Regions from separate parts of the Homo sapiens genome. Here region 1 is linked to region 2. Evidence: read pairs that join two places in POLR2A ChIA-PET (ENCODE). Cell type or tissue: CD4-positive, alpha-beta T cell. All regions are shown on one strand. Links, peaks and the distances in the headings refer to the core of each region. The heading gives the core; the rest is flanking DNA. Region 1 holds the start of LINC02754 (long intergenic non-protein coding RNA 2754). Region 2 overlaps LOC112268076 (translation initiation factor IF-2-like).

Region 1 (15,648 bases), core at 2,898-10,897, 71 kb before region 2:
TCGTGATCCACCTGCCTCAGCCTCCCAGTGTTGGGATTACAGGAGTGAGCCACTGCGCCCGGCTTCTGTGGCTTTTCTGACATACTCCATGCCTGACTTTGAGAAAGCCCTCATGTGAAAGTCTTGGTAGTATGCAGTAGCAAGCATGTACTAGAATGATAAAAACCAAGGGGCTTACCACAAGATCTCTCTCTCTGTCTCTGTCTCTAGCTTTGTCTGCATCCTGGCTTAATTTCTTCTTACTCAAGCCTTTTCTCCATAAGGCGAGAAACGTGGCCACAAAAGCTTCTGTATTTCTCACTACACACAATTCCTGTCATCACAGAGAATGATTAACTAGGTCTAGTTCCAGTTTGGAAAAATATTCAAGGGAAGAATTCTGATTGGCCAATTTAGGCCAGATGCTCATCCCTGGACCAATCAACTGAGGCCAGAGGGGTGGAGTCATTTGAGAACATGGCAGCCCCCATGGGAGCCACATGACTGGAGTAGGAAGTGTGAGTCTCTACAGAGGGGAGGGCTGCTAGGCTGAAAAGGCAATAGATGTCTGCAGTGAAAGGAATAGATCAGGAGATACATTCTGTTAAACCTGTTAATTATTTGAAAAAAAGAGAAACTTTCAATATACAGTCACAGTATACGTGAGCCGGTGGCTCACGCCTGTAATCCCAGCAATTTGAGAGGCTGAGGTGGGCAGATCAGAGGTCAGGAGTTCGAGACCAACCTGACCAACATGGTGAAACCCCGTCTTGTGCGCCTGTAATCACAGCTACTCAGGAGGCTGAGGCAGGAGAATCGCTTGAACCAGGGAGGTGGAGTTTGCAGTGAGCTGAGATCATGCCACTGCCCTCCAGCCTGGGCAACAGAGTGAGACTCCTTCTCAAAAAAAAAAAAAGTTACATTGTGGTTCCCCCAGCATGATTTATCAGAAAGGAAAAACTTACAATATGTGTATTTCCTATGCACAGGCTACTGCTATGAATTCAAATTCTTAAATTCCAAAGATTAATTAAAATGTTTCTCAAGACACATAAACTGTTAGAATCTGCTTATAATGAGGCTGAAGTTGAGTAAGAAGAGAACTGGCATTTAGGACACTACTTTTCTTCTGTCGAGTACTGTCAAGTTTTGGTTCTGCCTGGAAGTAGATGCACCTCAAGGGAGGGTTGCATGTAAAGGTGTGTGCGTGCGTGCGTGTGTGTGTGTGTGTGTGGTAGTTTCCAAAAATGGGTACAACTTTCTGCAAATGCTCGTGCAGTATAATTGAACCAATCTTTCCTTTAAGAGGTAGAGTTTATACTCCTCTACATGAATCTGGGCTGCCTATGACTTGCTTTGTCCAGTGAAATGCTGCCAAAGTGATGGTGACCAACTTCTAGCCGTGAAAGGAAAATAAACCTTGGGGCCCCAAGATCACTAAGCTAGGCTGGGCTCGGTGGCTCACGCCTGTAATCCCAGCACTTTGGGAAGCTGATGCAGGCAGATCACCTGAGGTTAGGAGTTCAAGACCAGCCTGGCCAACATGACAAAACCCCGTCTCTACTAAAAAATATGAAAATTAGCCAGGCGTGGTGGCAGGCGCCTGTAATCCCAGCTACTTGGGAGGCTGAGGCAGGGAAATTGCTTGAACCCTGGAGTTGGAGGTTGCAGTGAGCCGAGATCGCACCACTGCACTCCAGCCTGGGCAACAGAGCGAGACTCTGTCCCCCCACCCAAAAAAAAGTTACTAAGCTAAAGAGAAAAGTCAAGCTGGGAACTGTTTAGGGGAAACCTGCCTCCCATTCTATTCAGTCACCCCTTTGCTCACTGAGATAAATGTATATCTGATTGCCTCATTTGGAGAGGCTAATCAGGAACTCAAAAGAATGCAACCATTTGTCTCTTTACCTATGACCTGGAAGCCCCTTCCCCTTGTCTCACCTTCACCTGGAGTTGTCCCGCCTTTCCAGACTGAACCAATGTACAACTTACACATATTGATTGATGTCTCATGTCTCTCTAAAATGTATCAAACCAAGCTGTGTCCCTACCACCTTAAGCACATGTTGTCAGGACCTCCTGAGGCTGTGTCACAGGCATGCGTCCTCAACCTTGGCAAAACAAACTTTCTGAATTAACTGAGACCTCAGATTTTTGGGGTGCAAATAGTCTTAGGCCTTGAGAGCCCTCTCGTAGTTTCCATATTTTTGCCCTCATGCATGCTGGCACCAAGAAAACCTTGGCTATCCTGCTTAAAGGGCCATTTGGAGAGGGGCTCTGGAGGGCGAGGGGCCACATGGAGGAAAACAAGGTTCCCCGGCTGACAACCAGCACCAACTGCCAGGCACATGCATGAGGTCGTCCTGGATGTTCTGCCCAGCTGGCCCTCCAGCTGCAGGTAGCCACACAAATGAGCCCAGGTTAAACCAGCCAGGAAGTCCCCACGCAACTCACAGGGTCATGAGCAATAATGGCTTGTGGTGGTTTAAAGTTTCTAATTTTAGGTGCAATAGGTAACTGAAACAGCCCACAAGGGTGTGAGCCTGTGGAGGGTGCATTTCCCACCTGCTGAAGCTTCTCAATTCCCAGGATCCAATCCAGATAAGACTCTTGTTCTCAGTGTCCTTGATGGAAACGGCAATGAACTTTTTGCAGATTGGACCATCTCGGAAATCCCAAAGATCGGAAACTATTTTTTTTCTCAGAATCGTCCACACAGCATTGAGCCTTAGGAATTTCTAAGAAGGATCTGGGATGAAAAACAATCTTTTGAAAAGGTATTTGTGTAGCTTCACTTCAGCAAGATTCATGGTGGGTGTTAGACAAAGTGCTGGTGTTAAGCCAAACCATGTTTTTCAAAGACTCATCTGGCCTCAAGGTTGGCAGGATCAGAGTGGCCTCCCAGGATCTATCACATCCTCAGAAGAGTTGGTTCAACTGGCATGTACCCAGATCTCTTTGAGCTAGTATGACACTCCCTTGAGTCAAAGGCTGCCACATCACATCTCCTTTAAGTCCCCCTAAGTACGACCCCAGAAGTATTGACAAAATAGTGCTATTCCTGAAGATTTCAGGAGGACATAAATGAAGAGACTGAACTGCAAGGTACAAAAACTTCCATCTTTGCTAAAGACCCTCATCCAGGCTGGGCACGGTGACTCACGCCTGTAATCCCAGCAATTTGGGAGGCCGAGGTGGACGGATCACCTGAGGTCGGGAGTTCAAGACCAGCCTGACCAACATGGAGAAACCCCATCTCTACAAAAAATACACAATTAGCTGGGCGTGGTGGCACATGCCTGTAATCCCAGCTACTAGGGAGGCTGAGGCAGGAGAATCTCTTGAACCTGGGAGGCGTAGGTTGCGGTGAGCTGAGATCGTGCTATTGCACTCCTGCCTGGGCAACAAGAGTAAAACTCCATCTCAAAAACAAACAAAAAGTCCTTATCCGATAGTCATGCCACTCTATCTGGCCATGTAATTTCTCCTCCTGGCTTTCTGTAGCAACAGCCTTCTGAGGAACCTCACTCTGCCGTTCAAAACCCCTTCAACTTGTACCCTTCATCAGCAAAGTACTTAGCTCAACAGGTATGCCTCTGGGGGAACTCATCCACATGCCATTTAAGGATATTTCCAGCAACATCATCTTCACTACCCCAGGATGGCATTTTAGAGTGGATGACGTGCCTGCTGGATTTGTTGTACTCGAGCGAGTTAGAGAAAACGCTACACTTTGAGACGAATTAAGAGTCTGTTTATTTAGCCAGCGGCTAAGAAATGGCTAACGTTTAAAGTTCTCTCGACCTCGAAGTAGAGGCTAGATTTTCTTTTATACTTTGGTTTAGAAAGGGGAGGGGGTCTAGTTAAAACAATTTTACAGAAGTAGGCAAAAAAGTTAAAAGGATAAATTGTTAAGGAAAGTAAACAGTTCTAGGTCTAGGGGCTTTAAGACTATTACAAGGTGATAGACGCGGGGCTTTGGGCGTTATCAATTGGACGAATTCCTGGGAACTGCGGATATTGCTCGCCACAGTTTCTTATCAGTTAATTGCATTCTTCGATGTGCTGGGAGTCAGCTTGCACAAGTTAAGTCCTTGAGGAAGGGGCTGCCAGTGAAAGAGCCAAGATGGAGTATGTCTGGCTCTCGTAGCTAAGGGAGAGTCAATTCAGGTGGAAACAAGGCTAGGTGATTAAAAGAAAGGGAGAGTCTAAAAACAGGGTTAGTAAAAACAAGGTTGGGCATTACATTCCTCATTGTGTTTTTGGGGAATCAAATCGTTGATTCTTTAGTTATAACAAGGGGTTTATATTGAGTTTTAAGATACATAAGTTTGACAGAAGCTATGTGTTGTTTTACAAAATTAATAAACTAATTTAATATACAAGGTCCAAAAATTAGACTTAATACTAGGATGGGGAGGGGGTCTGGCTAACTTAGTAATTAGAATAGTTAGCTCTGGGTTCTAGTTGAACATGCTTTGATACTAGGGGATGTTATTTTCTTGTTCTTGTTGGCGCTTATCTAGATTTTCTTGCACTTTCTGGAGTGTATCTTTTATGACTAAGAATGGTGGAGGAACAGTTAAATCAACTTTGTCAGGGTGTTTCTGGAACATAGGGTTACTTAGATCAGTTAAAGGCCTGATTGGCTTGGGTGGGCTTTATGAGACTAGGGTTTTTTTGGATAGTGAACATAGACTTAACATTAAATCCTGGGATATAGAATCTTAATCTTCATGACATGCCATGATACTATTGAGTTGAATTAAGGTCATGGACAGCTATAGTAAGAGGATTACAATTTTTCTAGTACATAATTTAGGATGAGAAGCACGACTTATGGAAAGAGTTGAAGATCTGGTTGATCTTTTAGAGTAGGTGGCTAAAGTTACACGTGTCTAATCAGGGCAGAAAAACTGATAAGTATCTTGACAGCTAGCATCAGGGTGATTTCTAGGACAGAGGTAAAAGTCAATATTTTGGAGTCTTTTTTCTGCACTTTTGGAGCTTCTACACTTAGTTTGGCTCTTGGAGTGTCTGAATCTTGCTGCAAGGTTGACACTTCCTGCTCCTGGGACTGGCAGATTGTGTTGTTTTTCGTGGGTATGGACTGGCTTTGGGAATAGTACAAATAAATCAACTGCAAAGGAGACTTCCTTGGAGGTACTGGCCTTCTAAGTGGTGTTTGCAAATACACGTCCTGTTGTGAAAGAGGTGAGGAGAAAGGAGTAGGAAGGTACAGAGGACGTAACTGGCAAAAACAAATAAGTGAGGTAGTAAAAAGAATGTATCTAATGGCTTCACCTGACTTAGGCGCAGTTTTAAGGGGCCTGACTTAGGCCTGGGGACTTATGTTTTTAGTTGGGCTCTGTTGGCCTTTTTGATGCGGGAGTGATGAATCTAGGCAGGAATGCCATCTACTTTCAGAGCAGCTGGCGTCGTGAGGATGACGGTGTGAGGTCTTTTCTAAGCAGGAGTGAGTCTTTCTTTTTGGAACTTTTTAACAAACGCTAGGTCTCCTGGCTGGAATGAATGGCAGGACTTTTTCTGGTCAGGAACTGGATTGGGATGGGCTCCTCGAACAAGTGGCAGGATGATCTCTTGTACCAGTTGGAGAGACTATAGGTACTGTAATAAATTAGTTTGTGATATTTCTGCTAATTTGGCATCCCTTAGCTTAGGCAAGATAGGCAGCGCCTTCTTATACATGATTTCAAAGGGTGAGAACTTAGCCTGGTAAGGGGTGCACCTTACTTTAAGTAGGGCTAAAGGAAGGAGACTTACTTAATTTACACCGGTTTTTAAGATTAATTTTGTAGGAGTGTTTTTTAGGGTGTGGTTCACGCTTTCTACTTGCCTGGAACTCTGGGGCTGATAGAGCTCCAGGCAATAGAGGCACAATGGAGCTTCTATTGAACGTTTAACGCCTTACTGACTGACTGAGCTATAGGCGAGGTGAAGGCTGCTCTATTATCAGACTTTATGGCAGCAGGCAGCCTATATTGAGGGATGATTTCATTGCGTAAAAACTTAACTACTGTGTTGGTGGTTTCGTTTTCGGTAGCAAATGCCTTAGTCTATCTGGAGAAGGTGTCTACTAGTACTAGAAGGTATTTGTACTTAGCCTGGTGTGGTTTGACTTCTGTAAAGTCAATTTCTTACTTTTTTCTCGGCGAGTTTTTTCAGAGACAGTGGCCTGGGCTGGGTTTAGGACTTTGTTTGGCATTTACTTGGGTGCAGGTTGTGCACTGGAGAGCGGCTTAATCTGATAGGCTTTGAAGACGGGGGATCTTAAAATGGCTCCGGAGGAGCTGAGGTAGCTTTGCTCTTTTTAAGTGGGTGGTAGACTGCAGGTGACTGATTAAAGTTTCTTTAAGAGTTCAGGATATGAAGATTCTAGAGTCAGGAAGAATCTACTAACTTTCCTGATTTTTATTGGCTCTGAGATCTGAAGCCAGTTTTTTTGTTGTTGTTGTTGTTGAGTATACGGGATTGTCAGGCAGATCTGGCTGAGGAAAGGAGACTGTGGGCAGCAAGTTTAGAGGCGTGACTGAAAGTTGCGCTGCGACCTGAGCTGCTGAATCAGCTTTCTAGTTACTATGGGCAAAGCCGTGTTTTCTTTTTGATGTCCTTTGCAGTGGATCACAGCTATCTGCTGAGGTGAGTAGCCTGCTTTCCTGGTAGATGGCTTTATGTACATGCACAGTAGCAAAGGCGTACTTGCTGTCACTGTAAATGTTAATACGTTTATTCTACTTTATCGGAGAGCCTGAGTGAGGGCGATCAATTCAGCCTTTTGTGCTGAGGTGTTCGCTGGTAAAGCTTGAGCTTACAACACATCTGTCTCCGTGGTAACAGCTGCACTGGCTTTTAATACTTCCTGCTTGAGGAAGCTGCTCCTGTCTGTGAACACGGCGGCATCTGCCTTTTCCAGGGGCACATCTTGAAGATCAGATGGGCCAGTTTCGATAGTTTCTAACAGTTCTTGACAGTCATGAGCAGGAATAGTGCAGTCTGGGTCAGGATGTAGCGAAGCTGGATTGAAACACTTTGTGGGAGAGAAAGTCAAACCAGGCTGATCTAACAGTAAACTTCGAAACTGCAAGATGCGAGCATTTGACATCTATTTGCCAGAAGCACTTCGTAGTAAGGTCTTTACAGCATGAGGAGCTGTAAGGGTTAAATTTTGGCTTAGAGTTAACTTATCATCTTCTTGGACTAGGCTTGCTGTAGCCTCTATGGCTCGCAGACAACTTGGCCATCTAGAGGCCACAGGATCTAGCCTCTTAGATAAATAGGCCACTGGGCATCTTTAGGGTCTTAGAGCCTGAGTCAGCACCTCTTTAGCAACTCCTTGGCTTTTATGGAGATATTAGGGAGGGCTAAAGCAGGGGCTTCAGTTAATGCTAAATTAATGGGCTATTTCATTCTGCACTTCTTGGATAGCCGCCACTAAGATTTTTGTTTGTCTTTTGAATGATTTATCAGCGGCCTTTTCAGCTGCCTGTGTTGTTTTTGTTTTTTAACCTTTTGATGGTCAAAAGCTTTTTGGACTATTTCTAAAAGCTGACTGATATTTATTCTAGCAAATCTTTCTAGTTTTTGGAGTTTCTTTTTAATATCCGGGGCTGTCTGAGCCACAAATGCTAAATTAAGAGCACGGCTATTTTCGGGAGCTGCCGGGTCAAAAGGGGTGTAAATCCGATAAGCCTCCTGGAGGCGCTCTAAAAACGTTCTTGGTGACTTATCGGGCCTTTGGACAACGTCGGTCGTCTTAGACAAGTTTATGGGTTTCTGAGCGGCTCTTTTAATACTTGCGAGGAGATACCGGTGAAAATCGTCTAAAGCTCTCTTTCTACTTGAGGAATTTGGGTCCCAGTTAGGCCGGGTAGAGGGAAAGACCTCCTCAAGGAGGTTTCTAGCTTCTTCTTCCGGTCTATTGGCTGATGTGAGGAAGTACTTTTTGGCTTCTTTTTGGATACGTTCTTTCTTTTCAGAGGTGAAAAGGGTTAAAAGGAGCTGTTGGCAATCATCTTAGGTGGGCGGGTGAGTCCAGAGTACAGACTCTGTCAGAGAGGTCAAAGCCTGGGGCTTTTCAGAGAAGGGAGGATTATGGGTTTTCTAATTACATAAGTCAGAAGTAGAAAAAGGGACACAAACTAAGAAGGGTGCTGAGCGCTCGTCACCTGGAGGGACTTGTGCCTCTCTCAGTGGTAGTAGAGGGGCTACTTCTTCCTGCCACGGTCATGATTGAGAGGCAACGGGTGGCGAGTCTACAGGGGACGTCGTCGAGCAGACATGGGATAACTTTAAGGGAGAAGGTTGGTTGTAAGGCGGTGGGACTGGGTGAGGGAGACTCTCCTCTTCTTCAGAGGGAGGCAGTACAGGGGGAGCTGAACTGGCTGAGGGTCGAGGCGAAAACTCGGTCTGGCTTAGGAGGACCTTGGAGGTAGAATTATGAATGGCTCATGAACGGAGCCATGGAGAGTGGATCCTGACTAAACTTAGCTATTGATCAATGTAGAGAAACTGATCAGGGTGGCTAGGAGTTTCAGTAACAACCTGCCACACAGCTTGAACAGTTGTGAGGTTCAATGACCCTTCAGGGGGCCACTTGACTTTAAACTTTGGCCATTTTATTTTGCAGAGTGTCTGGAGCTTACCTTTTTTAAGGCGGACTTTATAATCCTCTGAACTGAGAGAAAAATTCTGCAGCATACATTGGAGAGGGCTTTAACTTTACAAGGCTGGGAGGAAGTGTTTCTTATTTTTTTTTTTAAGGCAATTTAATAAGATTTGAGCATAGATATTAAACTTAGCATGGACAGAGAAACTTATTTCTTGGGGGACTGGCATAGTGAAAGAACAGAATCAATATGACTAGAAAGAGCAGAAAAACTTAAAACAGCTAATACTACTTGCTACATTGCTGTAGCTTTAAGATTGAGGGAGGAGGACTAGAGCCAGCCTGAGATCTTCTGGGTCAGTTTGATCTAGGCGTTCTTCTTCTTCTTCTAGATCTGCGCTTTAAATACTTTTGGTGTCTTTATGACTTAAAGGCAAATAGCTTAAACTTAGCTTTTTCTTTTAAGGGTTTAAGGAGTGAGAACAGAGCCAAGTCCTGGAGACGGTGAACTTGCTGTCGCACCAGAAAACGAGATGTGCAGGATAGGGGGCAGGGACAAGGCGGAAAAGGACTACTCGGATCATTTTTAAGATGGGAGAGTAGCCACAGAGGAGCAGAGTAAGAATCTAAACGAGGTAAAGCAGTACGGGCGTACATTTCTTTACACGGTGTTCTACTGAAGGGCACAGGAAAAGTTACAGAATGACAAGAGAGGTGAGCAAGGAAATCTACAGGGTGGCTGTTTTGAATTCACTACTGGTTTAGTTTAGAGGACGTCTAATCACTTGTACGTGGAATATGATGATCTAAATACTTACAACTTTCATGGTGCTAGAAATCTTAATTAGGGAAATGTTTTTCACACTTGTTCTTGTAACAACACTTGATTTGCTTCTGGCAGAAAAGACAGGACTGTGGTGACCAGCCTAAATGATTGATGAGAAATTTAACCTCCTGTGACAAAAAATCAGCACTAAGGACTTTGAAGAAGTTTTTACTTAGACGTCTTGGGCAATATCAACGTCTTAACATGCAAAACTTTGACAACTACTAACAAGACAATAGACACTGAACAGAACAATCAACATAAAACAAACAATTGACTTTAGGGCATGTAAACAGTTATGACAGTTTCTTCCTTTTTTTTTTTTTTTTCAGACAGACAAGGGGAGGGGCTCCTGTGATGGGATCAGTCAGATGCCTGCCTGGCCGCTCCCCCTGAGGGGACTTGGGCTCCTCTTAACATTGGCAGGCTGGTATAAACTTCCGGCTCAGATCAAGCTATGCCTGATGCTGCCTTAAGCCTTATGAGGTCGCCACGGAACCGCAGGTGAGGGTCTACTTGAACTCCGTAGCTTTAGCCGTGGAGCTACAAACTGGAGGACAAGCGCAAGCCCTTGTCCTCACTCATTCATTATTCACACAGAGTATATAACAGTTTTTTTTTTTTTCTTTCTTGGAGATTCTTCAAGAAACTTGAACAAGAGAAAGATGAGAGATAGAAAGAGAGAGAGAGTGACCGGTCTGCCAGAAACCAGGACTCAGTCCTCCAGCATCCTGGGATGTGGACTGAGTCAAGGGAGGGCCGCTGTCAGAGCCACTTCCCTCCTAGAAAGAGACACAGAGGTGCCTAACAGAAAACCAGGGCTCTACCTTCTAGCGTCCTAGAGAAACAGGCAGAGTCAAAAGAGGGACACCCTCATCAGGGCCGCTTCCCTCTTACTAGAACTGAAGTCAAATCTGACCTACCTGACCTCAGGGTCAGAAGTCGAGGACTCAGATGTGGAATTTTTATGGACACCCACACGGTAGTCGATCCGCTCTCCTCTGAAAGACGGTCACCTTTCGGGGACCTAAAAATTTTTTTTCAGGTGGCACCCCCCCTACAAGCCGGCCGGCCTTCTGGGGGAGCCCAGAGCGAGCCCGGCTCTTGCCTGGTGGCGTTTCTTGCTGGGGCCTCCGAATGTTGTACTTGAGCGAGTTAGAGAAAATGTCACACTTTGACATGAATTAAGAGTCTGTTTATTTAGCTGACGGCCAAGAAATGGCTAACTCTTAAAGTTCTCTTGGCCCCGAAGAAAGGGCTAGATTTTCTTTTATACTTCAGTTTAGACAGGGGAAACGGGTCTAGTTAAAAGAATTTTACAGAAGTAAAGTAGGCAAAAAAGTTAAAAGGATAAATTGTTACAGGAAAGTAAACAGTTCTAGGTGTAAGGGCTTTAAGACTATTACAAAGTGATAGACGTGGGGCTTTAGGCATTATCAATCGGACAAATTCCTAGGAACTGCGGATATTGCTCGCCACAGTATCTTATGAGTTAATTGCATTCTTAGATGTGCTAAGAGTCAGCTTGCACAAGTTAAGTCCTTGAGGAAGGGGCTGTCAGTGAAAAGGCCAAGATAAAATCTATCTAGCTCTCTTAGCTAAAAGAAAGTCAATTCAGGTAGAAACAAGGCTAAGTGATTAAAAGAAAAGGAAAGTCTAAGAACAAAGTTAATAAAAACAAGGTTAGGCATTACAGATGGGGTCATCCTTATATTCAGCACAGCGTTTGTCCTGAAACTTCAATGGAGTGCTCCTAGTTTGATAACTTGGACCATGCCAAATAAATTGAATTTCTCTTTCTTAACAACAGATGTTTGAATACAGCCCCGTGACCCTTTCTGCTCCTTCCTGCCTTCCTCCTCTCCTCTTCCTTCCCTTCCTTTTCAAGAGCAGGGTTTGCAAACTTTTTCTTGAAAGCATCAGATAGTAAATATTTTCGAATTCGTGGGCCATACAGTCTCTTATAGTAGTTGCTCAACTCTGCCACCCATAGCATGAAAGCAGCTGATATAGTTGAATATGAGTCCCCACCCAAAACTCATGTTGCAATCCCCAGTGTTAGAGGTGGGGTCTGGTGGGAAGAGATTGGATCATGGGGGTGGATTTCTCATGAATGATTTAGCCTCATCCCTTTGGTCCTGTCCTTGCAATAGTGAGTGAGTTCTTGCAAGATCTGGTTGTTTACGAGTGTGTAGCACCTCCCTCCTTACTCTCTTGCTCCCACTTCACCTTCTGCCATCATTGTAAGTAAGTTTCCTGAGGCCTCCACAGAAGCTCAGCAGATGTCAGTGTCATGCTCCCTGTATAGCCTACAAAACTGTGAGCCAATTAAAGCTCTTTATATATTGCCCAGTCTCAGGTATTTCTTTATAGCATGAGAGAACAGCCAAATCCAGCAGCCATAGACAATATGTAGCAAATGGACATGACTGTGTTTCAATAAAACTTTATTGACAAACACATGCACAAGCAGGTCAGATTTGGCCCATGGGCATTAGTGTCCCAACCTCTGCTCTGGAGTATTCTCTTCAGCAACCTCTGCCTCCTGGGTTCAAGCAATTCTCCTGCCTCAGCCTCCCAAGTAGCTGGGATTACAGGCACCTGCCACCACACCTGGTTAATTTTTGTATTTTTTAATAGAAATAGGGTTTCACCTTGTTGGCCAGGCTGGTCTCAAACTCCTGACATCAGGTGATCCAACCACCTCAGCCTCCCAAAATGCTGGGATTACAGCTGCCCACCACCACACCTGGCTAATTTTTGTATTTTTAGTAGAGATGTGATTTCACTATGTTGCCTAGGCTGGTCTCGAACTCCTGATCTCAAGTGATCCACCTGCCTCGGCCTCCCAAAGTGCTGGGATTACAGGTGTGAGCCACTGCAGCTGGCCTCTAGATTTTTTTTTTTTTGATCGTTGCTTATTTGGTTTGACTTTCATTTTTTCCCCCATTGTGGTAGTCATTTTCTGAACGCCTGTTAGTTTGTCCATCTCTCTCCTCTGTAGTCCCTAGAGTCAGATGAACTCCTCTGCAGGTGCAATGGTGTAACACACTCTAGTGCTGAATTTTGAGCAGGAGAAAGAGAGCAAGAGTGACCAGTACCCTTGGAAACTCTGGCCTCCTGAGAATTTGGTGTCTTCCCTGCAAAGGTTGCAAACCTGTTAACCCACAGGCCGGAGAGAGAGAGAAGTCAGAATCACGATCTGTTAAGCTTGAGTTTAATATTTGATGCACAGAGATCACTGAGTTTTTTGATAAGAATTAGAGGGGGAAGAAATAGCCAGAGAACAATTTCTATCTCCAGGTGAGGATTCAGGAGATAATTCTGCGAAAAGAACTTCCTGAGAACTAAGATGGGGAAAATCACTGGTATTAGAAGAGTGAAAAGGTCAGTAATTAAGGCTACAACTGTGCTCTTAGAGGCAAAAGAAGAAAATGAGACTGCCAGGCATGAATAATGAGAAATCTTTGATGGAATTAGCCATGCAGAACAGATATTAAATGCATCCTCATTCTTCTCATAGTCAAAAGTATTTGCCTAAGCTGGATGGGAAAAAGAGAATCCCATTTCACTAAGTATAAAAGAGGGGATTTTAGAGAAGGTCTCAGAAGAAAGAGATGTGGCGGTTTGGTGAAACTCACCAGAGGCTGAACCCTCTCCAGCATAACACACGGATTGGGAGGAGTGGGGTGGCATTAGGCCAGGTGCGTAGCCCAGTGCTGCTCTCTCTGGACTTGTTTGCTAGCTGAACTCATCCATTTGCATAATTTTCAGTGCCATTTCTCAGCTGATGAGTCCTGAACTTTTGTCTTGAGGTTAGACTTCTCCTTCAAACAGCAGTCTTAAACACTCAACTTCTTTCTTGTTTTTTCCACTTGTCAACTCATGAACACCTCAACCTTGTTAAATCCAAAGCCAAACTCATGGCTTGGAGTGGTAGGTGATGGCTGTAATCCCAGTGCTATGGGAGGCTGAGGTGGGAGGATTACTTGAGGTCAGGAGTTTGAAGCCAGCCTGGAAAACACAGTGAGACTCCCTATCTACAAAAAAAAAAAAAAAAAAAAAAAAAAAAGCTAGGCATGGTGAAGTGCATCTGTAGGATCTGTAGTCCTGTTACATGGCAGGCTGAGGCAGGAGGATCACTTGAGCCCAGGAGTTTGAGGCTGCAAAGAGCTATGATTGCACCAATGCACTCCAGCCTGGGTGACAGAGCCAAAGTCCCTGTCTTAAAAAAAAAACAAAAGCAAAACTCTTTTTCCTCCTCCTTCTCCATGGGCTCTGTCCGTGCCATCTCTGTTCTGTAAATGGCACCACCCCCTGCTGAGCTGCTCAAGGTGGTCATAACTCATGTGTTGTGCTAACTCTGCTTTTGCCCTCTTCTCCAGTCAGAAGTCCTGTGATTCTAAACTTTATCCAACTTGTCCACTCTCTCTATCTTCACTGTCATTATCTTTGCCTAGGACACCGCTATCCCAGCTGGGCTACAGCAGCAGCCTCCTAACTGGTCTTAACTGGTCCTCTGCACCTGCTCTCCATGCTCAGCAATCCATTTCCTACCTAGCAGCTTCAGTGATCTTAAGGTGTCCATTGAGTCTCATCCCTGCCTTTCCTGCCCATGGCACATAGAATAAAATCGAGACCCCGAGTCTTCTGCCTGTTCCTGCCACCTCTCCAGCTCTCTCCTATCTCCTCCCCTTGGCCTACTCTATTTCAGCCACTCTGGCCTCCTTCTGTTTTCTTTGACTTTCAAACCTTTCTCCACAACAGGGCCTTTGCACTTGCTGCTTCAGCCTGGAATGATTTTCCTCTGCACCTCCCCAAATTAGACCATCCTTTAGGTCTCAGCTAAAATGGTGCTTCCAGACAGCTCTTTCCTGACCCCTTTATAAAGTGGACTTCCCTGCTCTTCTCCACCTTAACCTCATTATTTCTTGTTGCGGGAAGTCAGGGACCCCAAATGGAGGGACTGGCTGAAGCCATGGCAGAGGAACATAAATTGTGAAGATTTCATGGATATTTATCAGTTCCCAAATAATACTTTTATACTTTCTTATGCCTGTCTTTATTTTAATCTCTTAATCCTGTTATATTCATAAGCTGAGGATGTACATCACCTCAGGACCACTGTGATAATTGTGTTAACTGTACAAATTGATTGTAAAACATGTGTGTTTCAACAATATGAAATCAGTGCACCTTGAAAAAGAAGAGAATAACAGCAATTTTTAGGGAACAAGGGAAAACAACCATAAAGTCTGACTTACTGCAGGGTTGGGCAAAAGGAGCCATATGTTTCTTGCACGGAGTCTATAAATGGACGTGCAAGTAGGACAGATATTACTAAATTCTTTTCCTAGCAAGGAATATTAATATTAATACCCTGGGAAAGGAACGCATTCCTGGGGGGAGGTCTATAAATGGCCGCTCTGGGAATGTCTGTCTTATGCAGTTGAGATAAGGACTGAGATATGCCCTGGTCTCCTGCAGTACCCAAAGGCTTACTAGGGCGAAAAACTCTGCCCTGGTAAATTTGTGGTCATACTGGTTCTCTGCTCTCGAACCCTGTTTTCTGTTGTTTAAGATGTTTATTAAGACAATACGTGCACCACTGAACATAGACCCTTATCAGTGGTTCTGCTTTTGCCCTTTGCTTTGTGATCTTTGCTGGACCTTTATCAGTAGTTCTGCTTTTGCCCTTTGTCCTGTTCCCTCAGAAGCATGTGATCTTTCTTAGACCCTTAGTAGTAGTTCTGCTTTTTGCCCTTTGAAGCATGTGATCTTTGTACCTACTCCCTGTTCTTACAGCCCCTCCCATTTTGAAACCCTTAATAAAAACTTGCTGGTCTGAGACTCAGCAGGCAGCACAGACTTACTGATATGTACTGTCACCTCCAGCGGCCCAGCTGTAAAATTCCTCTCTTTGTAGTGTCTCTCTTTATTTCTCAGCTGGCTGACACTTATGGAAAATGGAAAGAACCTATGTTGAAATATTGGGGGCAGGTTCCATCAATAGTTCTTACATGGATTTACTTATTTTTTGTCTCCCTCCATACCCTAGAAACTCCTGGAGGGCAGAGCTGTGTCTGCCATCTTCATCATTGCATTACCACCACCAAGCACAGTGCCTGGCACAAAAGAGTTGCTCAATAAATAAATCAGGATGAATGGATAAATACATGGATAGGCACTTTGAGCTACAGATGAGTTTAAATACTTT
Region 2 (15,648 bases), core at 2,613-10,612:
TGAAAATATTTCATAAAAATTAATATTTAAAAATGGTCAGGCACGGTGGCTTATGCCTATAATCCCGCACTTTGGAGGCCAAGGTGGGCCGATCACTTGAGGTCAGGAGTTTGAGACCAGCCTGGCCAAACCTCATCTCTACTAAAAGTACAAAAATTAGTCAGGTATGGTGGCATGTACCTGCATTCCCAGCTACTTGGGAGGCTGAGGCAGGAGAATCCCTTGAACCTGGGAGGTGGGTTCCCCAGGCTTAGAGCAAAACCCCCATCTTGTCTGTCTCCACTCTCATCCCAGGCAATCACAGTCATTTCCACAGCCTCAACCACTGTCTACCTGGGATGCCTCCCAAGCCTGAGTCTCCAGCCCAAACCTGCCTTCCTAGCCCCAGACCCATCAGTCCTGGCACACATTGCCCCCTGGGTCCCAAGCAACCTCAGCCAGTGAGTCCAACGTCAACTTCCTGTCCTTGCCTGACACTGCCAGCCCTGAGATCAGACTTGACCATTCACCTCCAGTACCTGATAGGTCCATCAGTGCTTTGGAACATATCTCACAAACATTCCCCAAACCAGGCACCAGACTCCACACATCAACACCGTCATGTGAGTCACCAGCATCCCTGGCAGGGACCCCTGTCCCAGCCTCCAACTCATCTCCTTCCTGTCCCTTGAGTTCTGTGTCACATTCCAGAGGCCACAAGAAGAAAAATGACCACCTTAATGAAATTAAAAGAATTGAGAAGACATTTCCCTATGGTCCAAAGTCTTTCCAACTGAGAAACACATATCAAGATCCAGCCTGCCAGCCCTGCGGTTAAATGTTCCTGAAATAATTAAAGCCCAGGGTGACACAGCCCCCACTCCACAAGTACTCCCAGCACAATAAGACTTGCTTCTCTGCAGGGGCTTGAAATGTCCAGTGTGTACCTTGCCCCTCTCTGTCATAGCTAACAGGAATGTGCTCCGTGTCTTCTTCCTGCTCAAAGGACTGTCCACCAACCTGCGCAGGCAGCACTTTCGGCCGGGAGGGACGAGAGGACTTCCCACCATTTCCCACTTACGCACTGCATTCCTCAGGAGCCTGCCTCACAAATTACAAGAGCGCCACAGCAGACACACCACATTCCAGCGGGTGGCCATGTCTTCATGTCAGCTTGAAAGATCATCACCAGGGAAATATCTATATCTCAGCAGAGAGAGCTTCAGCCTGTGTAGTCCAGCTGTGCTCAAATGGAAATCCAGAAACCCAGATGTTGGTCCAAACACCCTGTCTTGGAGAGCCGGCTCTGCAGGTCCCCAGCGTGGGAGTGAACTGGGTGGGCCACCTGCCCTGCCTGCCCACATCCCTGCCTCCTGGAATCCTGGACCCTGAGAACCAGAGGGATGTGGTGGGGAACAGGCAAGTCTTGTGCAGAAAGCCAAGATGCCACCCAAATCCACTCTGCAGTCTAGGTGGGTGATATTCTGGTCTGCACCGTACCAGCGCATGAGGGGATGGAGGATGGAGTCTAGACAAGCCAAATGTAAAAAGATATTGCCCAAGTATTTTGTGCTTTGTCTGTGTTACAATGCTATGCCCAGCCCAGCGTGGTGGCTCACACCTGTGATCTCAGCACATTGGGAGGCCGAGGCAGGCGGATCACCTTAGGTCAGGAGTTTGAGACCAGCCTGGCCAATGTGGTGAAACCCCATCTCTACTAAAAATACAAAAATTAGCCAGGTGTGGTGGTGGGCACCTGTAATCCCACCTACTCGGGAGGCTGAGGCAGGAGAATCACTTGAGCCCAGGAGGTGGAGGTTGCAGTGAGCAGAGATCATGCCACTGCACTCCAGCCTGGGCAACAGAGTAAGACTCTGTCTTAAAAAAAATAAAATAAATAAATTCTATGCCCAGCATTTTCCATGTACTGTCTTATTATCTCAGTAAATCCCATATAACCTTCCTATGAAAGTGTATCTCATTTATCTCCATTTTATAGATGAGAAAACTGAGGCCCCTGGAGTAGTATTAATTTTCCAAGACCGCATTGCTCATAAAGGGTACAGCAGGGACCCAAGCTTGACACTCTCACCCTCAAACATTTCCACAAGTGTAGACCAATGGCTGTCAACTGGGGTGGTTTTGCTCAAGTACTACTCCCTTGCTCCATGATATTTGAAACCGTCTGGAGACATCTAGGGTAGCCATAGCTGGGAGGGTAGAATGGTACCTAGAGGATGGAGGCCACAGATGCTACTAACCATCCTACAATACACAGGACGGCCCCACGACCAGCACCACGAATGGTCTAACCCCAAGTGTTGTGACTGTGCCAAAGCTGAGAAACCCAGGTTTCTCCTCAGCAAGAAGGAAAATCCCTGCAACACGGATGCACCTCTACAGGAGCCCCAGGCTGACAATAACCTTCCTCATCTGGTTTCAACCCTGGATGCTTTCACCTGGTGCGTCCATCAGGGATTTCAGGGACTCCAATGAGTTATTACCCTTGAATGCTTGGTTCCGCCTGACAACCCTGAAATCTCTGCTGAGGTGCCTGGTCTTGAGGAAGGCTCAGCAAGTGGTTGAGGGTGATAACCAAATACCTAGGAGAGACTTTTCTCTCCCTCCAGGAAGAGCTGTTGGTCAGACACACCCTGGGATCATTCACAAGCGGTCAATAAAGGCTTGGGGAGGGCCAGGTTTTCTAGGCCTTCTCAATGGGGTGGGTGTTTATGGATACACAAGAAGCCTGAGAAACTTCTGATATTGGCAGGAAATCAATGCCCCCCACCCTCCACCCCCCCACCTCCCCACCATAAACACATGCCCTGCAGCAGGACTTGGCACTCAGGGGCTCCTGGGGTCCCGATTTACCTGCTAAAACATCCTCTAGCCACCACCGAATAAAGCAACCCCTTGCCACCCAACCGCGAGATCTCAGCCTGGGAGCCACTCCAAGGGACATCCAGTCACATTAAAACCTCAGCCATCCAGAGCACCAGGCCTGGTGATGAGAAAGAACATTTTATCCTTAAAAGCATCTGAATGCCCATGCTGCTTCTTGCAAAGTCCAAAATAATCTGCTATTAAAGAACGAGGATGGTTTTTACCAAGCTAATGGTCTACGCAGACAAAATCTCATAAAAGGGCACTCTGTTCTTCTTGATCCACTCAGACATGGCCTGTGAGTGAAGAAATGGACTCTCCTCCTCAAATAAATCACTGCTGATTCTCACACCAGCCTGACACTGCCTCATGGGTTCTTCAAAGAGAGTATTCCCATAGAAACTAAAAGGGAAGAGGAATGGGTCTGGCGGGCATTGTGGGCAGCAGTGGGCTTTGGGCCAAATTTTAAGTTTGAAAATCAAGATTCCCTCTTTTCAAGGGGCCACCAGACTGAGCAGATACAGACACCGTGAAAAGAGGGTGCCATGTTCAGATTCAGGAAACAAGGATGGTTTCTGTTCAGTTCCTCCATCATCCTTCAGGTCATGCGATTCCCATTTCCCTCCGTGGACCAAACAATTCAGTGGGGTTTCTGCCTTTTAAATATTTCATTATCAACATATCATCATTTTAGCCTCCAGAAAGCATTTTAACATGGAGATTCTGGCTTAAGACTCTTGTGGGTCTGTCTGTCTCTCTCTCTTTTCCTTGAAACGGTCTCACTTTGTCAACTAGGCTGGAGTGCAGTGGCATGATCACAGCTCACTGCAGCCGGACCTTCCAGACTCTAGCAATCCTCCCACCTCAGCCTCCCAAGTACTTGGGACTACAGGCACACACCACCATAACTGGCTTTTTTTTTTTTTGGTAGATATGAGGCTTCACCATGTTGCCCAGCTGGTCTTAAACTCCTGGGCTCAAGCAATCCTCCCCTTTCAGCCTCTCAAAGTGCTGGGATTATTGGCTTGAGCCACCACGCCCAGCCAAGAACCTTGTCTCTTGTGATGCACCCCAGAACAAAACATCACTGCAAAAACACACCAAGGCATGAGTTTTAGTCCTAAGTCCCATTTATCCACCATACACTATGTGCCAGGCACAACGCTAAGTGCTTCTATGGACGAGCTTCCCTTAATCTCAGCAGTAACAACCCCAGGCAACGAGGCCTGTTGACAGATCCATTTGCCACTGAAGACAGTAAGGCTCAGAGAGGGTAAGTGGCTTGTGCCATGTCAGCCAGCTAAGGAGGGGCAGAACCAGGATGCAAACCCCAGCCGCCTGGCTCCAGACTCAGGTTCCCAAGGTCCCACTACACTTGGTCACTCCACTGCATTCTGGTATCCTGGTCTTTGGCAGAGTCCACGTAAAAGAAGGAGGTAGAGGGAGTGAGAGGGACTTCATGCAATAAAGTTTCCCGGCGTTACACTGCCATCGTAATTGTGTCCCCGACCAGGACCTCTCCCTTCTCATCCTTTCCGTGATCGGCCCTGGAAAACCTTCCAGAGAACTGTCCTCCTTCTCCCAGGATCTCAGAGAAAATTCGCCTGAGTTCAGTGTCCAGGTGACCCAAGCTCTGAATGCGGTAACGTGCACGGGGAGATAAGGATGTCACCATGAGCAAGCCTCCCAGACGGCATCCAGGAGCAACCCCAAGACTGGGCAGGGGGGCTCTGATGCCGCCCACGGCGAGGAGGGCTGCCCGTGCTGCCTAAATGGGTTCCGAATGAAGGCCGCCCTCTCGCCCATGTGGGGCTCATTAACCACGAATCCAATTATTAAGACAAGCTCAGCTGAGCAAATGGTCAAACATAAAAACATGTGGAAAGAACAAAGAGGTCAACCCCATTATCCATCAAAAACCATCAAGGTGGCGGCCCTCACTGAGGGGTACAGCTCTCCAGTGGGCCCTCATCTGCCCTCCAAACCCATGTGCCTCCTCAGTGGAAGGCCAGCAAAGCCACACAGGAAGAGTTGGTGTAGGAAAGCAGAAAGTGAACTCCAGGAGGCCAGGCTGGCCACGGAGCCCCATCCCACACACACAGGCCCGGTAACTCAGGGGCTCACGTGTGCAGGACACCGGGAGCTCACAGGGACAGCGTCCCGGGGGATGCAAGGAACTTTCCCTCTCTGTCCCTCTCTGTAGGGATGGAAAGAGGAGAGCGATTTCTGGGATGTAAGCCATCTGCCTCCTCTCAACTCTCGCTGCCCAACCAGAAAGGGAAGAAAAACAGGAAGATGCGGGGCAGGTGAGGAGCTGGGTGAGCACCGCCAGCCCGCAGCCCAGCAGAGCAGGGCTTGGCCAAGCCTGGCGCCAGGGACTTCCCCCCTACCCCCGCCACAAGCCCCTCGCCAGGTGAGAGGCACTGACAGAGTCCCAGACAGATGCCCCAGACAGGACGCTCAGCGCAACCCCCGCCCCTTCCCCTGCTAGGGGCCCCCAGGACGCGGGGCTCCCCCTCCCCTTTTGGCTAGCCGCAGAGTCCAGCGGGTCTCTAGTCCAGGGACGTCGTGGGAGAATCAGGAAGTCGAAGCCACACAGCCGAGAAGGGGCAGCTGGCGTCTCGGAGGCCGTCGCGAGCTGTCACTCCGCGCCCGCCGGAGTTGTCGCTCAGTTACCAACTTCAACCCGGGGCCGGCCACGGAGCCTCCCGCCGCCCCTACCCCGCGTCCCCGGCACCCCCGGCACCCCCGGACCCCCGCGCCCGCGTCACTTACTCCTCTGCCGTCGCCACCTGTCTGGGTGCCGGTCTCCTTCCTGCCTGGCCGCGGTGCGTCCTCCCCGTCATCGGGCTGTGCGCTTCCCTCCTCCAGCAACAGCCGCAGCCTCTTCTCTTCGGGAGTGACGTCGTCCTCCTCTCTCCTGGGCCGGCCATCCCTGCCTCGGGGCTTGCCAGTGGCTTTGGAGCTGCCGGAAGGGCTGGCCATGGCTCCGGGGGCTCTGCCTGCACCTGGGGAAGAGGAAGGACCCGGCGCGAGCGGCCTGTCGGCGGAGCTGGGGCGTCTGAGCGCGGGCTCGGTGGGTCCGCGCGGCGCGGAGCTAGGCATCGGGGCGGGCGTGGGCTCCTCCGCGGGCCGCTCGTTGCTCTCTGGCGCCCTCTGCTGGCCGCTCGCGCCCACCGCGGACACGCCGGGCCCTGGCCTGCGCTGAGCTCGCCTGCCCTGGCCCAAGCAGTCGCTGTCCCCTGCCTGCGGCCATGCCCGCTCTGGCCAGGCCCTGCACCTCCTCCCCGCCCCAACCAGGTTGCACCCCGATGGTCTCCCTGCCCAAGGAGGAGAGAAGGGACGCCCCGAGAGGGTGGACATCAGCCACAGCCACCTTGTCTTTGCTCTTACCCTGTGTCTTGCATGATTTGGAGGTGGTGGGAAAACCGAGGCTGCTCAAAATTCGTGGAGAATTCCGCCTGCAGGATGACATGAATGCACCTTCGCGTTGCCTACCAACAGATCTTTTTTGAGCATCTCTGTGGACCAGGCGTGGTGATGGGGGAGGGGATATTGTGGTGAACATGACAGGCATGGCCTTCACACAGTAGGGCTCAGCCCTGGGTGAGAAGGCATTGAGAATGGACATTGTCAATTGGGCAAAAGGAGGCCAAGAAGAAGTGCTGGGGGCATGGGAACTGAAAAAGACAGGAGGCTCAGCATGTCTTGGCGCTGGGAGATTGACAGCAACAGCGGCTGTTCCAAAGGAAGCAACAGCTGAGAGACGTCTCAGAGAGTTGTTCTCAGCCCAGTGGAGGTTGTTCAGGCAGAGGGAACAGCGTGTGCAAAAGCCCAGAGGCTGGGAAAGAAGCAGAAAGAGGACTGTGGGGCTGGAGCGTGGTGGGCAAGAGGAGAAAGGTGTGGTGGGCAGACAGATTGCCTGGGACCCAGCCGTGCAGGGGCAGAGGAGATAGGGGATCCTTGCAGGCCCCTAGCCGGGGCTGAGGCACAGAGACAATGCAGGTGGGCAAAGGGAGGAGACGTGGAGAAATATTCTGGAGGCACGCCCTGATGAATGAGCCCAGGATGCACTCTTAGTGTCAGTGTGGAGCTCCTTCCTTGGCTGTGTGATGAGCTGAACTCGGGGGTATTTTCTGGACATTGAGGTGCTACACCAAGAGTCCAGGACAGGCTGAGCACCAGCAGCTCCTGGCCCACCTCAAAAGCAGGAGAGACAGGGGAGACTGGGGATGCTGGGGTGGAAGGGGAAGCCAGGAAGGCAGGAGAGGCCAGGGAAGCAGAGGAGGCCAGGGAGGCAGTGGAGGCAGGAGAGGCTGGGGAGGCTGTGTCCTTTCCATGATTCTGCCCAGGATCCTAGGCCCCTGAACTCCCTGAGCTTCTCCACCCCAAGCACTGGAACCATGTTGCACAATGGTCTCTCCACTAAGCTCCTGATGGCGGACCCTACCCTGCTGTGCTCCCTATTTCAACCCTAACAGCTCTCACAGTGGGCAGCACATAGTAGGTGCTCAGGAAACACTGGTGGGAGAGCACATGGGTCTGCTCAGCACCTTCCTCTCTCCTCCAGCTCTCCCCTGTCATGAAATAATTCTGATAACGACACATGGGCTTTGGACTCTCTTCTATTACTTTCAATATGCTAATCCATCTATACCTCACAGCAGCCCTGGGGGTGGGTGCTATTAGGATGCCCATTTTACAGAGGAGGAGACTGAGGTATAAAGAGGGTAAGTGACATAGGCACACTACAGGGGCCGGGGCCAAGTGATTGCAGCACTCAATCCCCAAAGGCAAGGTGGACGCAGTTACCATAAAAGACAGCAGAGTCAAAGCTGCAACCAGAACAGCCTGACTCACAGAGACCTATGGTGCCAGCTGATCGTGGCATTCCTAGAAGTGAAATAGGTAAGAAGCCTGCCACATTTTTACTTGATCTGTGTTTGCAGAAGAGTTCTAGGTCAGGTGAGTAGAAGTCTAATCTGAATCATAACAACAGAGTCACAGTCCCCAGTCAATTCCCAGACATAAGCCAGTTCACAGACCCGGAGTCCCTTGTCTGAATGGGAAGCCAGGTCCCCTCCAGAAAGGACTCTGCTCCACTGCCAAAAATTTATACTGTCAATTTTTCTCCCAGCCTGCCCCCAAAGGAATACACAGCCTTTTACCAGGATGACTGAACAGGGGAAAAGGAACTAATGAGATCTGTGCAGGATCACTGGACACAGGCTCTGAACTGGCACTAGGGCGAGACTAGGGTCTACCAGTCAGAATAGGCATTTTGGAGGTCAGGTGAATGTTGGTGCAAGTTCATGTCATGGTAAATCCATTGGGTCCCCAAATCCATCCTCTGGTTATATACAAAGTGGCCTTGCTGAGATTCAAATTCAGGGCATCCAACAGAGAGGCTGTGCTCTTACTCATGAAACATTCTGACACTAGTAACCAATTTAAAAATGCAAACACCTTCTGGGGCTAGCCAGAGTCCTCCAAACAGTCATGTAAATTGGTTCTGTCAAGGATTTCCTCCTACCACCTGCTGAGAGCCAGTTGCAAGGAGAGACTAGGGAAGGGCATTGGGTAACTTTGTTGCTAAAACTCTTTTGGATAAAGACTTTTGGGAAAAGAAGCAAATAGAGTTCAGCAGAAGAGGTAAGAAAGTAAGTTTATGTTTGGCCAGGCACGGTGGCTCACACCTGTAATCCCAGGACTTTGGGAGGCCGAGGTGGGCAGATCACGAGGTCAAGAGATCGGACCATCCTGGTCAACATGGTGAAGCCCCATATCTGCTAAAAATTCAAAAATTAGCTGGCCATGATGGCACATGCCTGTAGTCCCAGCTACTCGGGAGCCTGAGGCAAGAGAATCACTTGAACCCAGGAGGCAGAGGTTGCAGTGGACCGAGATCATGCCAGTGCATTCCAACCCGGCGACAGAACAAGACTCCATCTCATAAAACAAACCAAAACAAACAAACAAACAAAAAAGCAAGCTTATTTTTAAGCCTGAACAAATGTAGTGGTTTAGGGGTTCTGCAAATACGGCCCCAATCAGGCTACAAGATGTTGTGGCAGCAACACTTACACCCAGTCACTCCTGGCTGGCTGAGCCACTTTTCAAAACACCCTTGCACAGCTGTGCAGAGCGGCTGGCTCCACTGGCAGCCGGCAGAGACATAACTCACACTGTCACCACTCCCCTCAAACCCTTTTAGTAAGCACTTTTTTTTTTTGAGACGGAGTCTTGCTCTGTCATCAAGGCTGGAGTGCAGTGGCGCAATCTCGGCTCACTGCAAGCTCTGCCTCCCAGGTTCATGCCGTTCTCCTGCCTCAGCCTCCCAAGTAGCTGGGACTACAGGCACCCGCCACCATGCCAGGCTAATTTTTTGTATTTTTAGTAGAGACGGGGTTTCACCGTGTTAGCCATGATGGCCTCAATTTCCTGACCTCGTGATCCACCCGCCTCGGCCTCCCAAAGTGCTGGGATTACAGGCTTGAGCCACCGCCCCCGGCCTGGTAAGCACTTTTAATCAATGCAACAGGAATAAACATTTGCTGCAGAGCGGCAATGTGCAGGGAGGAACATTGTTCCACTCAGGCTCAGAAAGCAAAACCTCCTGGCTGTTTGCATCTATGCAAGAGCTCGCAGGAAAAACCATCTGTGTGGCTGCCAGCCTCACACACTACCCCCAAGGGGTGAGTTTCTCTTTCCATGTTAATCTATGCCCTGATGTGCCATCTGTCAACCACCACACCATTCTCAGTTGACATTTCAAAGCATCTTTGCCCTGTGAATGGTCACCAGCCCTGCCCTGCAAGCCCCCAGGTGACATTGAACTTAAATGAGAGAGAAAACAGGTTTCGGGGTGGATTTCAGTTCAGCATCTTGGAGTCTCTGTGTGGACATGAAATCTGTCTCCCCAGCCGTGGGCTGCATCCTTGTTTGTCATCTGGTTGGTTGTTGGGGACTTGGAAACTCGTGGGCACCTTTGCAATTTGTCAAGAAGCTGCACGGCCCTTCCAACAAAAGCAAGCAATAGGAACAGAAGCCCAAGTCTTCAGATCAAGGTGCGACTTAAAGCTGCCTCAGTGTAAAAGGAAACAGGAGTCAGAGGGATGCCTAAGGCAGAGTCTAGTCCCCAGGGCAGCTATAAGGCAAAGAGAAAGAGAGAGAGATAGACAGAGACAGAGACAGAGACAGAAAGACAGAGAGAGATGGGAGGAGACATGAGGCACCCAGGCCTCTGCATCAAAATCCCTACAAGAGGGGCTTCCTAAAAATGCAGGAGGCTGAGGTGGGCGCACACAGAAGTTCAAGACTAGCCTGAGCAACATAGAAAGACCCTGTCTTTACAAAAAAATACAAAAATCAGCCAGGTGTGGTGGTGCATGCCTGTGGTCCCAGCTACCTAGGAGGCTGAGGTGGGAGGATGGCTTGAGCCCAGGAGGTAGAGGCTGCAATGAACCGAGATAGCACCACTGCACTCCAGCCTGGGCAATAGAGTGAGACTTCATCTCAAAAAAATTTTAAAAATTTTTAAAAAAGGATCACTATGGCTACTTGAATGGATGATAAGAAGGTAAGAGCAGAAGCAAGGAGACCAGCAGTGAGATTCTGCAGGCGGGAGTCCACAGTGGCTCAGACCAGGCTGGCGCTGAAGACCCTCTGGATTCTGTATATATTTTGATGATGAAGCAACTCACTGACTCTTGAAGAGTGGGCTCTAGGAGACTGTATTTTTAACAAGCTCTCAGAGGATTCTAATGCAGGCTGAAGTTGAAGAACTCCTGATTTAGGTGAAGCTTCTGTTTCATCCTAGGGGAAGTACCTACTGAATTTTCTCCAAGCCACCTCAAAAGAGGTGCTAGACAAGATGTGCTCCAATGTCTGAACATGTGTGCACAGCTCTAGAGCCGACCTCAGGACACCGAGTCAAAGGTTAGGAGTACAACAGTGAACAACCAACATCCTCTTTTCAATGAGCTTTGCATTTAATGAGAGAAATAAAAAGCAAAAAAAGAAATCATTTTCAACTCACAATGGTAGGAGTTATGGTGACAGTATGCCTGGGGCAATGGGAGCACAAAGAAGGGGCACCCAATCGGCCAGGTGCAGTTGTTCATGCCTGTAATCCCAGCACTTTGGGAGGCCAAGGTGGGTGGATCACTTGAGGTCAGGAGTTCGAAAACAGCCTGGCCAACATGGTGAAATCCTGTCTTTACTAAAAATACAAAAAAATTAGCCGGGTGTGGTGGTGGGCACCTGTAATTCCAGATACTCAGAAGGCTGAGGTGGGAGAATTGCTTGAACCCGGGAGGCAGAGATTGCAGTGAGCCAAGATCGTGCCACTGCACTCCAGGCTGGATGGCCAGAGCGAGACTCCATCAAAAAAAAAAAAAGCCAGGAGATGGTTGGGCATGCAATTTCTATCAGGTGGTCGGAAGTCCTTCTCCACCACAGGACTCCTCAGTTGAAGACTAGAAAATGGTAGGAATTAGCCAGGTTGATAGGAGAGGTGGGGAAGATCATTCCCAGCAGAGGGAAGAGCATGTGCAAAAATCGAGACGTGAGAGGGTGAGAAGCTGAGAGATGTTCATATAATTGTAAAAAGTGACTAATATAGAGGTAAGTTGGAGCCAAATCTTAAAGGCTCTTTGTCAGGTTTATCCTGTAGACAAAAGGAGACAGTAGATGTTTTTAGGCAGGGGAGTAATGATCCACTTTGTGCTATAAAAAGAGCAGTCTGGCTGGAGGAGAGTGGGAGGTGAGTAGACCAGGTAGGAGGTTGCAATACACCAAGTGAGACAAGATGGTTGGCTGGACCAAGGCTGTGGCAGTGAGGATGGAGAGGAGACAGTAGACTAACTTGACTGAGAAAGAGGGAGGAATGAAGGATGAGGCCCAGGTGTTTTGGAAGCTGGGTGGATGGTGGTGTGAATCTGACGGGGTGAGCCCAGGCAGAAGAGGAAATCAGGAGAGGAAAGGTAAGATGAGGTCAATGCAAGACAGACAGCCAAGTGGAGATAACAACTGGGCAGTTGGATTCATCAGCCTGGAGTTATACAGAGAGCTCTGGAATGGAAATAAAGAGGAAAGGACTTTGGGAATAGGTGAATCCTCCCAGAATAATGTGTAGAGAAAGGAGAATAGAACACAGGGGACAGAAAAAGGGAAGAGATTTGTTATTAAAACCAACCATCCATCAGATATCTTCCGATACAACACTTGTTGGAGGTTTCCTCAGTGTGAGTTATTCAGGACCAGAGCTAAAGACCATATTCCCAATAAAATCACTGCTGGGAAGGTCTTCATGAAAACATTTAATGCTGCTTTTAAAACAACAACAACAACAAAAAGGCTTTAGCTACTGCACAGACCCTGGAGCAATTTTTCGGCAAGAGTCTATCAAACACGAATCTGATCTGACTCAAGGAGGTGTCATATCAAGTGTAAAAATCCAATTCCAATGTCCATAAGAGCCTTTCTGCCAGGTACAAGACCCTAATCCAGTTGAGTGATTTTCTATTGATTAATAGGCTGGGAATACGCAGGTTGTTGGTTTTTGAGATTTCCCTCCCTGTGCCTTCATGCCAGCTGTGAAAGAGTCAAAAGGCTCCTAACTGTCAAAATAAAAATGACACTTGGTCACAGAGGAAACAGGGTATAGGTCAATCACATTGATGACTTTTTAACTATGAGAAGCCATTAATGTTACTGAATAAGCAAATCTGTTTGCATAACCAGATTTTTATAGGCTACTGGGAATAAAGGTTTTCCTAAGTGGGTGATTTGTACAACGATAGCCTTTGGGTCTCTGATGGAACAGCTCTGATGAGGAAATGTTCCTTTAATTATGCGGAAGGCCAATTACCACATTATAGCCACATTGTTTTGCAGATTGCATATAATTTCACCATTTCCATAGCTTCAGCACTATAATTCTGGAGAAAATTCAGGCACCAAGAAGACACTTGAGGCACATTATGCTGGAGACAAAGATGTTTTAACAAATTCAATTTAAGCTTCAACATTAAAGTTATTTTGTTGAATAAAACATAATGCAATAATGAGCTTGTGTATGTCAACTCTATAGTGGAGGTAATAATAGCTAGAGAGAGCATGTCCCATCTCCTCTTTTTAATGCTCATTCGAGTAATACATAATTCTATAGAGAGAACCTTTCTCTAATATGTGCTTCATCTCAGGTTAAGCGTGTTTTGTGCAACTGTGCTTCATGAAAAAAAAAAAGGTAAGGGATCTAATTTGGGAGCCATTCACAAAAGTGCTACCACTTGATGCTATTTTATACTCTGAGATTTCTTATTCCCAGTGCCTACCAGGAATGGACTTTCTGGAGAAGCTCAGATTAATCACTCCTTATGAGAGGTGACAGTGTGCTGGCAGCCCTCACAGCCCTCGCTCACTCTCAGTGCCTCCTCTGCCTGGGCTCCCACTTTGGTGGCACTGGAGGAGCCCTTCAGCCCATGGCTGCATGGTGGGAGCCCCTTTCTGGGCTGGCCAAGGTCGGAGCTGGCTCCCTCAGCTTGCAGGGAGGTGTGGAGGGAGAGGCATGAGCTAAAACGGGGGCTGACCCCAGCACTTGCCTGCCGGCTGGAGTTCTGGGTGGGGGTGGGCTTGGTGGCCCCGCACTAGGAGCTGCCGGATGGCCCTGCCAGCCCCGGGCAGTGAGGAGCTTAGCAACTGGGCCAGCAGCTGCTGTGCTCGGCTTCTCGCTGGGCCTTAGCTGCCTCCATGTGGGGCAGGGCTTGGGACCTGCAGCCTGCCATTCCTGAGCCTCCCCCCTCCATGGGCTCCTGTGCGGCCCGAGCCTCCCCGACGAGCACCGCCCCCTGCTCCACGGCGCCCAGTCCCATCGACCACCCAAGGGCTGAGGAGTGTGGGTGCACAGAGAGGAACTGGCAGGCAGCTCCACCTGCAGCTCCTGTGCAGAATCCACTGGGTGAAGCCAGCTGGGCTCCTGAGTCTGTTGGGGACTTGGAGAAAATTTATGTCTAGCTAAGGGATTGTAAATACACCAATCTGCACTCTGTATCTAGCTCAAGGTTTGTAAACACACCAATCAGCACCCTGTGTCTAGCTCAGGGTTTGTGAATGCACCAATCGACACTCTGTATCTAGCTACTATGGTGGGGACTTGGAGAACCTTTGTGTGGACACTCTGTATCTAGCTAATCTAGTGGGGACGTGGGGAGCCTTTGTGTGGGGAGCTCAGGGATTGTAAAGACACGAATCAGTGCCCTGTCCAAACAGACCACTCAGGCTCTCTGTAAAATGGACCAATCAGCAGGATGTGGATGGGGCCAGGTAAGAGAACAAAAGCAGGCTGCCCGAGCCAGCAGTGGCAACCGGCTGGGGTCCCCTTCCACACTGTGGAAGCTTTGTTCTTTTGATCTTTGCAATAAATCTTGTTGCTGCTCACTGTTTGGGTCCACACTGCCTTTATGAGCTGTAACACTCACCGAGAAGGTCTGCAGCTTCACTTCTGAAGCCAGCAAGACCATAAACCCACCGGGAGAAGTGAACAACTCCAGACATGCAGCCTTAAGAGCTGTAACACTCACCGTGAAGGTCTGCAGCTTCACTCCTGAGCCAGCGAGACCACGAACCCCACCAGAAGGAAGAAGCTTCGAACATATCTGAACATCAGAAGGAACAAACTCCAGACACGCCACCTTTAAGAACTGTAACACTCACCAGGAGGGTCTGCGGCTCCATTCTTGAAGTCAGTGAGACCAAGAACCCACCAATTCCAGACACGTTTATAGACTTGGCACTGGGAGGTCTGCATGGAGCAAGTGAAGAAATCAGCAGAGTGAAGATAGAGGGAGAACAACATGATGGGGGAAAGGCAAAGTTACTGCCATGTTGGTTTCAATTCTGCCACTCATGAGTGAGACCCATGACCTCCTCTCTCTAGGACTCTGTTGTTCTTATCTGTAGAGTGGAGGAATAGAAGGGCCTTTTAAAGTATTAACATTTCCTGACCTATCTGTAAAACGCTTTCATTCAAACTGATGGGAATCTTGACTACTTTGCCAAGAGGACATAACAATCATCAAGCTGAATGCACCAAACAACATTGCCTGAAACTATCTAAGCAAAAACTGAGAAAGTTGCACAGGACAGACATACCTCCTATAAGAGGAAGAACTCTTTAGCACATGCTTAGTGTGTCAAAGACAATGCTGTGTTCACACCATTCCTCTTCCTGGACATGCAGAAAGACTACATTTCCCAGCCTTACTTGCAGTTAGTTTGGAACCATGTGACTGCATTTCCACCAATAGGAATGTAAGAAATCCCTTCAGGCCAAGGTTATCAAAGGCAAGTGTGAGCTATGTTCCCTCTCTTCCTATCCATATGGCTACAAGTGAAAAACTCTGAGATGGCAGAATTAAAAGATGGAAACCTCCAGAATCTCTGAATCACTGTTGGACAACGGCCCCCAAGGAGAACCCCTGCCCTGCACCAGACTATGCTATGGGTGCTAACCCACTGAGAGTTCAGGGTTTATTCATCTCAGCAGCAGTCTATTGTTAACACTGACTAACATCCTAAGGTTTGAGAGATCTAGCATATTGTTAATTGAAGCTAGATTTCAATTGCACTGAGAAACTTATCTATTTAAAAATAAAAACTCTCCTAAAAAAAACAAATAATCCACATTCCTTTTAACAACATGTGGCAAATTTGCAAAAAAAACCAAAAAAAAAGCAAAAAAACAAACAAACAAAAAAAACCAACTGGCCACATATTAGGCCA

Evidence for each region. ChIA-PET counts read pairs that join two places held together with the same protein. Peaks named below come from ENCODE experiments on the same cell type or tissue, not always from the same donor. Only the 100,000 strongest peaks of a DNase experiment are listed, where the experiment ranks them.
Region 1: POLR2A ChIA-PET joins it to region 2 with 6 read pairs; 2 of 35 experiments call an interaction of 5 or more read pairs at or near these places.

The regions. Positions count from the first base shown.
Region 1 is chr11:67,878,390-67,894,037 of GRCh38, forward strand. All of the region lies in intron 3 of LOC112268076 (translation initiation factor IF-2-like), which reads right to left. It overlaps LINC02754 (long intergenic non-protein coding RNA 2754), which reads left to right and starts at 6,039. Exons shown (of 3, transcript NR_183627.1): 1 at 6,039-6,639; 2 at 9,764-9,935; 3 at 15,490-15,648. In CD4-positive, alpha-beta T cell, for the core only: no CTCF peak of the experiment used is centred there; DNase peaks (open chromatin) are centred at 6,242, 6,552 and 6,942; H3K4me3 peaks cover 1,949 bases; H3K27ac peaks cover 2,440 bases.
Region 2 is chr11:67,949,842-67,965,489 of GRCh38, forward strand. It overlaps LOC112268076 (translation initiation factor IF-2-like), which reads right to left. Exons shown (of 4, transcript XM_047427952.1): 2 at 14,631-14,668; 3 at 5,641-6,185. Among named protein-coding and RNA genes, the nearest start is that of UNC93B1, 46 kb to the right of the region's middle. In CD4-positive, alpha-beta T cell, for the core only: CTCF peaks have their summits at 6,099 and 6,304; DNase peaks (open chromatin) are centred at 5,300, 5,730 and 6,020; H3K4me3 peaks cover 834 bases.